2 separate regions of the Homo sapiens genome follow, and region 1 is linked to region 2. The links are chromatin loops, found by intact Hi-C in ENCODE. Cell type or tissue: Calu3. All regions are shown on one strand.

The links. Hi-C counts contacts between places; a loop is a spot of excess contacts. Peaks named below come from ENCODE experiments on the same cell type or tissue, not always from the same donor. Only the 100,000 strongest peaks of a DNase experiment are listed, where the experiment ranks them.
Region 1: it touches region 2 in a loop (2.2-fold over the local background); 1 of 110 quality-filtered maps calls a loop at or near these places.

The regions. Positions count from the first base shown.
Region 1 is chr3:130,697,147-130,702,146 of GRCh38, reverse strand. The region is part of intron 13 of PIK3R4 (phosphoinositide-3-kinase regulatory subunit 4); the gene reads left to right. Among named protein-coding and RNA genes, the nearest start is that of PIK3R4, 47 kb to the left of the region's middle. In Calu3, a CTCF peak has its summit at 2,183 (motif pointing left); a DNase peak (open chromatin) is centred at 2,166.
Region 2 is chr3:130,960,964-130,965,963 of GRCh38, reverse strand. It overlaps ATP2C1 (ATPase secretory pathway Ca2+ transporting 1), which reads right to left. Exons shown (of 28, transcript NM_001378687.1): 13 at 1,869-1,993; 14 at 919-1,016. Among named protein-coding and RNA genes, the nearest start is that of ASTE1, 63 kb to the left of the region's middle. In Calu3, no CTCF peak of the experiment used is centred here; a DNase peak (open chromatin) is centred at 1,923.

The DNA of each region.
Region 1 (5,000 bases), 260 kb after region 2:
ATTTCTTAGAGACAGGGTCTCTTTTTGCCCAGGCTGGAGTGCAGTGGCCTGATCATAGCTCACTGTAACCTTGCACTCCTGGGTTTCAAGCAATCCTCCCGCCTCAGCCTCTCAGGTAACTAGGACTACAGGCGCATGCCACCACACCCAGCTAATTAAAAAAATTTTTTTTTTTACTTGAGAAATGGGGTCTCGCCACATTGCCCAGGCTGGTCTTGAACTCCTGACTTCAAGTGATCCTACCCTCTCAAGTCTCCCAAAATGCTGGGATACAAGTGTGAGCTACTACCTGGCCCCATTTTTTTTTAATGATTTCAAAATAAGATACAGACATCAGTATGTGCCCTCTAAAAAGTTCAGCATGCGCATCATTAACAGGATTTCAATATTTATAGCTCTTTTTTCTTCTTGATATAAAATTTGTATGCTATGAAGTACACAGATCTTAAATGAACCATTCCATGAGTTCTGACAAATAATACCACTGTATCCTGAATCCCTCTCAAGATGCAAAATTTGACCATCATACCAGGAGGTTCCCTTCTATTCCTTTCTTTTAAATCCCTGCTCTTTCCTTCCCCTGCTACTACCATTCTTTTGATTTTTTCCTAACCATTCTTAGCCTTTTTTTTTTTTTGAGACAGTCTCGCTCTGTTGCCCAGGATGGAGTACAGTGGCACGATCCTGGCTCACTGCAACCACCGCCTCCTGGGTTCAAGTGATTCTCCTGCCTCAGCCTCCAAAGTAGCTGGGACTACAGGCGTGTGCCACCACATCTGGCTAATTTTTGTCTTTTTAGCAGAGAGGGGTTTTGCCATTGTTGGCCAGGTTGGTCTTGAACTCCTGACCTCAAGTGATCCGCCCGCCTCAGCCTCCCAAAGTGCTGAGTTTACGGGTGTGAGCCACCGCACCCAGCCCATTCTTAGCATTTTAATTAGCATTTTAAGTACCTCTTCAGATAATTGTTTTCCAAGTGGTTCTTTGTTATTATCAGTTGGATTCATTGTCCCCTTTATTAGGATGGTAAATTGCAAAAACCCTGCTTGTTAGTTCTCAAGTGATTTTTATTACAGTCATACCTTCTGTATCCCAGTGTCATGCTTTAGACAGTGGTATTTTGGTATCACATTTCAGATAATATCCCCCAAATTTTGGTAATTTAGCTGACTTTATAGAATTTGGGAAGTCTGTATGGTTAGGAGACTGGATCTCCTCTGAATGCAGTTACTCTTTTGCTTTGCTGTAACACCTGCTCTCGTTTGTGGCCAGCCATGGGCCTTGGCTTGGGAAAGAGGGTAAGAAAATGCAGTGTGTCGCCCTTATCACATGCCTTTATTGACTGGTGAGGGGAGAAGGAAGCAATTCTTATTGCCAGAGCCAAGTGGGAAACAGCTGGTGGCAGGGAAAGAACAGCAAAGCTAATGTGTTTTCTTAGGAAATGTTACTAGTACATTCTGACTAAGAGGAGTTTCCCCCATGAGTGATGTTGGCAGACCATTCAGTTCCCAGTCCTGATTTTCTTACTGAATTATGACTGGTGATTTGGACTACCTAGATCTTGGCTCTGCCATTTTCTTTTTTCTTATTTGAGTTAAACTTTCAGTTTGTCTCTTTGGGACTAGTTCTTGAAAAATTGCTGTTTTTCTAAACTTTTGCACAGCTTTTTCAACTTATTTGTTTATAGTATTCTAAATTATATTTTCTATGTTTTCTTCTTGTGCTACCTTATTTCTGGCTCATTCAGCTTCTCAATTTTAGGGGAGATGGATGCATTTGGTATTCGTTGAAATTGGGGTGGTAGTAAAATATCTAAATGGAGTTCTATCACAGTGAAAACTTAAAACAATATGAGCAGTACAAAAGAAAGTTGTCAATGTTAGGGTTACATGTTTTGGAGTCACTGGTAGTGTTGAAAGTCAGCGTTTTTGAGTGGCTATGAAGTAAAGGGAATATGAAGGGCAACAAAAGCCTGATGTCTGAATCTTAGGAAGTTAAATTTTTGGAACAGGAAGAGAGGGGCAAGAAAGGGAAAGAGAAGAAACCATTTAAGTTAATATTATAAACTACAATGAAAGAGAAAACTTATGAAAAGAATATGTAGGCCTCTCTCAGTGAGACAAAAACCCTACTAGCATGAAAACCTCATAATGCCATTGATGCACTCTCATATAGTGCCCTCTGGTGGAATGCAATTGATACCTCTTTCCTGGAGGTTTTTTTACAATATATGTATCACAAGCCTTTATGATGTACATATCCTAAGGAAGTAACTAAGAATCAACTCAGATTTAGTTTCAAGACTGTTCAGATTGACTTTCTTTATAATAGCAAAAAATTAGGAGCAAACTAAAAGTTCAGCAGCAGTTATCAATGAAAAACATTGATAATTGTGTTTTTTAAAATTAGGTTTAAGAAAAGCATATGGGGTTTCTATTTTGGAATGGCAGAGTAAGGACCTCCAAAAATCTGTTCCTCCATAAAGCAATGAGAATACTGGCAAAGACTGTCAAAGTCAATTTTCTGAGAACTTTGGAAATCAGCTAACACCTTTCAGCAATCTAAAGTGGATTCAAGAAAAACACCTGACTCTCAGTAAGAATAGTGAGCCATGTCGTCCTTAACTTACTGTAATCTTATCCCCCTTTACCAGCTCTGTGGTAGTCTGGAAAAACAGCCTCACAACTATGGTAGTTATGAAAACTAGCCCCTTAGTAGACAGTGGAGGGGTCATAATGGCATTGGAGCTCCCCAAAAGCACATCTCCAGAGAATTGTCACTATTTGACCTCTGTGCCAGCTGGCTGAAAAGTTCTGTTTTCAGGGCCCATCTTTATTTGACTTGGCCCATACCTTGTTCTTTGAGAAAACTCTTACTCACAGGGCACTTGTTGAAACTAATCAGCACCATTTATTTAACATAGCAGTCATCTTGAGGTGGCATCAGCAGGCTGACAGAAAGCTTAAAAGGAAGAACTGGGTAATGAGATGTCCATATGGGCCTTTGAAAAGTTTTGATCTATTCTTGGGTCCTTATAAGACCACATGTATGTGTAGAGTTGTGCACATACCCAGGAAGAAACTGAAAAGACCAAATTCTCATGTCTGGCTGGCTTTGAGACTCTGTGCAAGCAAGAACTGAAGGCTAAAGCAGAGATGTAAAATGCTTGATGGAGTGTTGAAGGTGTGCCACAACACAAACAAAACCCTCACTTAATTGTTCAAGGCATTGAAAGAAATACCTGCCAGTTATTAGGTGATCACTTACCTAACTGAACAGAGACTTCAGTGGCCACATATGACAAGGAATACAGACTTTATAGAATTAGTGGAGGAAAGTCATTAAACAAATAGCAACACTTTGGAATCTTATTTCCAAAATTGACACGTTATATTAATTTTGAATGCACAGTTTTGAACAAAAGATTACAAGTTAGGCAAAGAAACAAGTAAGGATGGCTTATACCTAGGAAAAAACCTTACTAGACATAGATTTTAAATCAGCTATTAAAAATATGTGCAAAGAACTAAAACCATGTCTAAATATTTAAAGGAAAGTATGAGAACAGTGTCTAACCAAATAGACAATATCAATAAAGAGATAGAAATCATAAAATAGAAATTCTGGAACTGAAAAGTATAATAACAGAAAATTTGCTGGAGAACTTCAATAGCAGATTTCCACTGATAAGAGCAAAAAATCAGAGAATTTGAAGATGGTTGGTATTATCCAGTCAGAGGTACAAAGAAGAAAAGAATAAAGAAAAATGAATAGAGCCTTAGAGACCTGTGGTGCACTATCAAGCATTCTCACACATGCATAATAAAAGTTCCAGTAGGAGAGGAGAGAGAAAAGGGGACAGAAAGAATATTTGAAGAAATAATGGCTGAGAACTTTTCATGTTTGATGGAAAACATTAATCTGCACACCCAAGAATTCAATGAATTCTAAATAGGACAAAATCAAGGGAGCCATACCTGGACACATCATAAACTGTTGGAAGACAAAGACAGAATTTTGAAAGCAGAGAGAGAAAAGTGACTCATCACATACAAGGGATGTTCTATAAAATTAACAGTTGATTTTTAAGTCAGAAATGATAGAGGCCAGAAGTCAGTGTGTTGAAAGGAAAAGACTGTCAACCAATAATTCTGTGGCAGTAAAATTGTCCTTCAGAAACCAAGGAGAAATTAAGAATTTCAAGATAAATAAAAAGAGGGAATTTATTGCCAGCAGATTTTCCCTAAAAGAAATACTAAAGGGAGTCCTTTATGCTGAAATGAAAGAATATGATACAGTAACTTCAATCCATATAAAGAGATGAAGAGCACCAGTAAAGATAACATAAGTAAATATAAAAGTACAAATTATTTTTGTTTGTAACTCTTTTTACCTGCTATCTGATTTTGAAAGATGACTGCATGAAGAGATAATTAGAAGACTGTGTCAATGGGCTTATGACATGTAGATATGTAATTTGTATGACAATAGTTATACATATGAGGGAGGAGGGAAGAGACATATTAGAGCAAAGTTTTTATGTATTACTGAAATTAAGTTGGTATTAATTTGATTATTTTAAGGTGTTCATTGTATTCTCAGAGCAATCACAACTTATAAATGTAATCACAAGGCAGAGTTGGTAGAAGGGGTGAAAAAACATGATCCAACTGTATGCTATGTATGATAGACACACTTTAGATTTAAAGACATAAATAGACTGAAAGTAAAAGAATTGAAAAGATAAACCATGCAAATAGTACCTAAGAAAGAGCTAGGCCATGCGCAGTGGCTCATGCCTGTAATCCCAAGCACTTTGGGAGGCTGAGGCGGTGGATCACCTGAGATCAGGAGTTCGAGACTAGCCTGGCCAACATGGCAAAACCATGACTCTACTAAAAATACAAAAAAATTTTGCCAGGCGTGGTGGCACACGCCTGTAGTCCCAGCTACTCGGGAGGCTGAGGTGGGAGAACTGCTTGAACCCGGGAGGTGGGGGTTGC
Region 2 (5,000 bases):
AGAGACAATGTATCAATATATAATTGTTAAAATAAAGTGATTCATTCATTCATTCATTTATCGAGTATTTATTACTATGAAGCAGGCTGTGTGCTAGGCAATATAGCTCCTGCTCTCTTATAATGGGGAAAAGGGACAGAAAATTTTACCTAAGATAAGGACTAAGAGGTATGAAATGCTAAGACAACATATAACATAGGGCCACTTCTGGGTGTTCTGAAGAAGTGGGTTGGAATTAAGGTGCAAAGGATGAAGAGGCATTAGACTATCCTAAACAGTGACAAAGGCAGCAAAGTTCTTAAAGTAGGAATAATTGTGTCACATCGAAAGAACTATAAAGCCAGTATACTTGGTGCACAGAAAGCAAAGGGTAGCATATAAGGGTAGAGGAGAAAATAAGGGACAGAACATGTACGGCTTTGAGACGCCACAGTTCAGGATCCTGATCACAATGGAAAACCATTGGAGTACCTTAATTTATGGAGTGACATGCTTAAAATTTGGTTCTAAAAAGATCCCTCAAACTGCTTATGGAGTGAGGGCATCAAGAATGGAAAAAGACCAGTCAAAAAGCTTTATCAGAATGGCAGGTGAGAAATGGCGGTAACTTAAAGAAGCTGGCTATAAAGTAGATGGCTGGGAAAATTCTTTAGGAAGTCAAAATTGGTAGGATTTGATTATGGATAGATGAAGGGGTGACTGAAAGAGAGATGTCAAGGAGGAATCAAAGTTTTTGGATTGAACAAGTGTACAAGTGGAATGAGACAAAGACTTGGTAAAATCACAGAGAGAGAAAATAACTCCACTACTAATTTACAGCCCTTTTGAAGGTAAGACACTGGAACTGTTAGGAATGTTAAACACCAAGTTTCTTAAAGGGATACTGTTTTTGTTTGTTTTTAAAAACCTATAGAGTACCTCAGCATGCAGACCATCTGAAGTAAATATGTGAGTAACAGTCATTTCATTCTTCGTCAGTGTTCCAGTTTTATCTGAACAAATCACATTACAGCAGCCTAAAGAATTAAATCATTACAAGTCACCAAAAGAATCAAGGAGAAATATAGGTTCACTTAAAAAACAAATCAAAGACTAGAATCCTGTCCTACTTCTCTGAATTTTATAGAAATCAAACTCATTGTTAATTTTAGATTAACTTCTCTCATTATGCTTGTTTCAGCATAAGGTACAGTTTCTGAAATTAAAAATAAAAATTAGATGATGACATGTTCTTATTTATATACAGTTAGTTTCTACAAAGCTACTTCACATTAGCTTTATGTAATGATCTTATATAACATCTTTTCTAGAAAGTTTGGAGAGTTTCTAAATATAAACCCGTATAATTTCTTCAATCAGGATTTTTCAAGGTATTTCAGCTTCTCATATATGGAGAAGATATTAAAATACAAACTAGAAATTAAATTCAGTACATTTTTGGAGTTTCAAAGCATATTGCACATAAAGTTTTGTTACAGCAATATAACTACTGTAAATTTACTGTTCTTACAGGCAAATTCAACTCAAGTATGACATTTGGGATCTGTAATAATACATTATCTTCTTTGACATGTCACAAGAAAAAAATTCTATTAATTTTACTCCAAGATTTCAGTTGTTGTATGGATTTTCTTAACATGATTTGTGCATTAGAACATGATGTAGAAAGATTTCTCTTCAAGTCCCCTCACCTAAGGGATAGGAATTTTTAATTGCCTTTTTTGGTTGTTAAAACCATATCCAATTTTGCCATAAGCCAAACATCATTATGCAAATCTCTAAGATAAAAACTGTAAAACTCTGAGATGATTCACTATTGACATAAACTTACGCATCATTGCATAAGAATGCTCTTAACACAGACTTACCCAGAGTTTCAACAATAGGCAGCTTTTTCACAATGGCCCTTTTCTTCACCATTCTCATAACACCAAGAGCTAGCGTCACTGTGACCACAATGGGGAGACCTTCAGGAATTGCTGCTACAGCCAAACTATAACCAACATATACAAAGTATTAAAATGTAGGTTAAACAGCACTCACAGCAAAATTTAAATTGGATGTTACTTAAAGCTTAATAAAACGCAAAATTAATATAGTCAATACCTAAAAAATAAACTTCTCAAAAGGAAGAGAAAGTTAACATTTACTGGATACCTAGTAGCTGCCAGGTTAAGCACAGTGGTTAAAAAATGTAGGTTCTGACATCAAATTGCCTGGATTTGTATCCCTGGCTTCACCATCTCTTACTTGTGTGATCCTGGGCTACTTACTAATCTAGCTCTGTAGTTTACTGTCCTCATCTATAAAATACAGATAACTACAAATGTTCAAACAAAAACTCATACATGAATGTTCACGGCAACACTATTCACGATAGCCAAAAGATGGAAACAGGCCAAATATTCATCAACTGATAAATGTAAAATTGTGACATCCATGCAATGGAGTATTACTTTAGCCACAAAAAGGAATGAAGTACTAACACATGCTACAACATGAATAAACCTTGAAAACATTATGCTAAGTGAAAAAAGACAGATACAAAAGGTCCCATATTATATCATTTCATTTATATGAAATATCTAGAATAGGCAAATCCATAGAGATAGCAGATTAGTGAGTGGTTGCCAGGGACTAGGGGAAGAGGAAAACTGGGGAGTGACTGCTTAATGTGTACAGGGTTTTCTTCTGGCATGATGAAAAGGTTCTGAATCTAGATAGCGGTTAACAGTTGTAAAACATTGCGACCATACTTAACTCCACCAAATTAACTCTTTAAAACTGTAAATTTTATAATATGCGTATTTTATCACAGTTTAAAGAATTATTTCACTCGCCTTTTATAATTAAAAAATAACAAGTCTTTCTTTGTGCCATTCCAAATACTATTTCTTGATCTGCTAGAAATAAGGACATAAGCAATTTAACCCTTCATTCTACCACTGTTCCCTCTGCTGCTTCTACTTCCTAATTTCCATTACCAACTTTTTCTTTGCATAATCTAGTACATTAGCATCCTTTTCTATAACCGTAATTGACTTTTTCATGCTTTATTTACTGGTTGATTTTAAAGTTGAAAGCACATAAGCAACAACATTATTGGCTAAACAATACACACTGAAGAGTCAAGAAATATGTATTATCATTAATACTTCCTTTTCTCCTTTGGGCTACTCAAAGAGAATGTTCCTAGTTCAAATGGAATCCTTTTTTTTCTTTTTTCTTTTCTTTTTTTTTTTTTTTTTAATGCTTCCATTAAGGAAAAACAGGCATTATCACTTACAATCTAGATACAACGAATCTTTTCAATCTTTTATATTTAAGTCATCTTAGCAAAACTTTGCAGAGGAATAATTAAATTGTAAAAAAACTTCACTCTAAATTTTCATTTTAATGATAACCCAAAACTATTCCTGGACTTGAAGGCATCTATACCTGAAATGGGTAACATCTTTTGGATGCAACTAACTGCTCATCTACTGCTTTTGGTGAACTTGGAACATATTTATCTTATAAATATTGATTTCAGATTTCAAAAAATATTTCTAACAGGCGCTAGCTTATTAATCTAGTTCTTCTTTCTTGCATTTGTTCTGTCAAATTGCAACACTTCTAAAACCACTGATGGCTCCCAATTGTGTTGAAAAGAGAACAGTTATCTTCTTTGGTCCATGACTGCAAAACATTTTCAATTTTAGATTTATAAACACCAATTACAATGATGAATCCAATGAATTTTTCTACTTCTGCATAATCTATTTCCTTTTAATCACTTTTATATTCATACCAGCCTTCAGCATTTCTCCACTTAAAAGCAGTATGAAGTCAATGCTGATAAACAAGCATCATAAAAGATGAATGAAATAGGGTCATGCATTCGTTTAGCTAAAAGAGATGGTCCAGATTCTTGCTGAAAACTACTACATGATAGAGTCCTTGCTGCAGAATGATTAACTGGAAGAGAATACCTGTTTCTTTTTTGTCCTTAAAAACAGATTGCTCACTCATCAAAATTAAGGTGTTTGAGAAGATCTAGAGTATCATCATCCAAAGACTCAGTCTTGAGATTTCACTTATATTATTAATTTCACCCACATCATTACGGCCTACAGTGCTTCTATTTGGCTCTTTGCACTGATCTTCTGATTTGTCTAATAATTGTGAAAAGTCTTCTCTGTCAATTATTCTCTTTGCCATTATAGTAGAAAGTGAAAAATTCTGAATTCTCATTTTTGTTCAATGAAAGCTGTAACAAACAAACCTAAAGATTGTGCCTTTAGACTTCTTTTACACCTTCTTAAATGATGCAATACTTTAGGCAACACAATAAGAAAACTAAAGAATAAGAGAATAGTGATTATTTACTTTATTATTACATCAACCTTCTCAATGATTCCATCATTTTTCTGCTTTCTTATTGTTTTAGTCATCTTCAGCACTCTTGCAAATAATTGTTAAAATAATTCCTAGGGTGAAGAAATTGTAAAATACTTCAAGAAAGAGGAAAAATAGGATCATTAAAGGTCCCATAATGTAGCTTATACTTATAAAAGATTCCAATGGATCCATACTGCAAAACAGAATTGCAAAATAGAATGAGTTTTATTCTATTTGAAAATTTTTAAGTATCTTGTCCTTTGGAAGACCTTGAAGAAAGAACAGAAGTTATGATATGTCAATCTGTACAAACAGAACTCAAAAAAAAAAAAACCCAAATCCTCAAAAACTAAAAATGATCCAATGGATAATATGTCAATGTTTAATATCTCAAACTTATTCCCCATTTTAAATGTATTTTATATTTAACCCATGGCGTTTTTAAACACAAATTTAAACCAAGAGTTTCAAATTGCATTTTCACCCCCTCCCTTGAGAAAAAAAAAAACACATTCTTTCACTATATCACAAATATCTTTTTACTTCTTATTCATTCTGATTCCTTGTAATCTATTTGACTTTTCTTTTTGAAAGACATTGACTTTTGTTCTAATATTTGA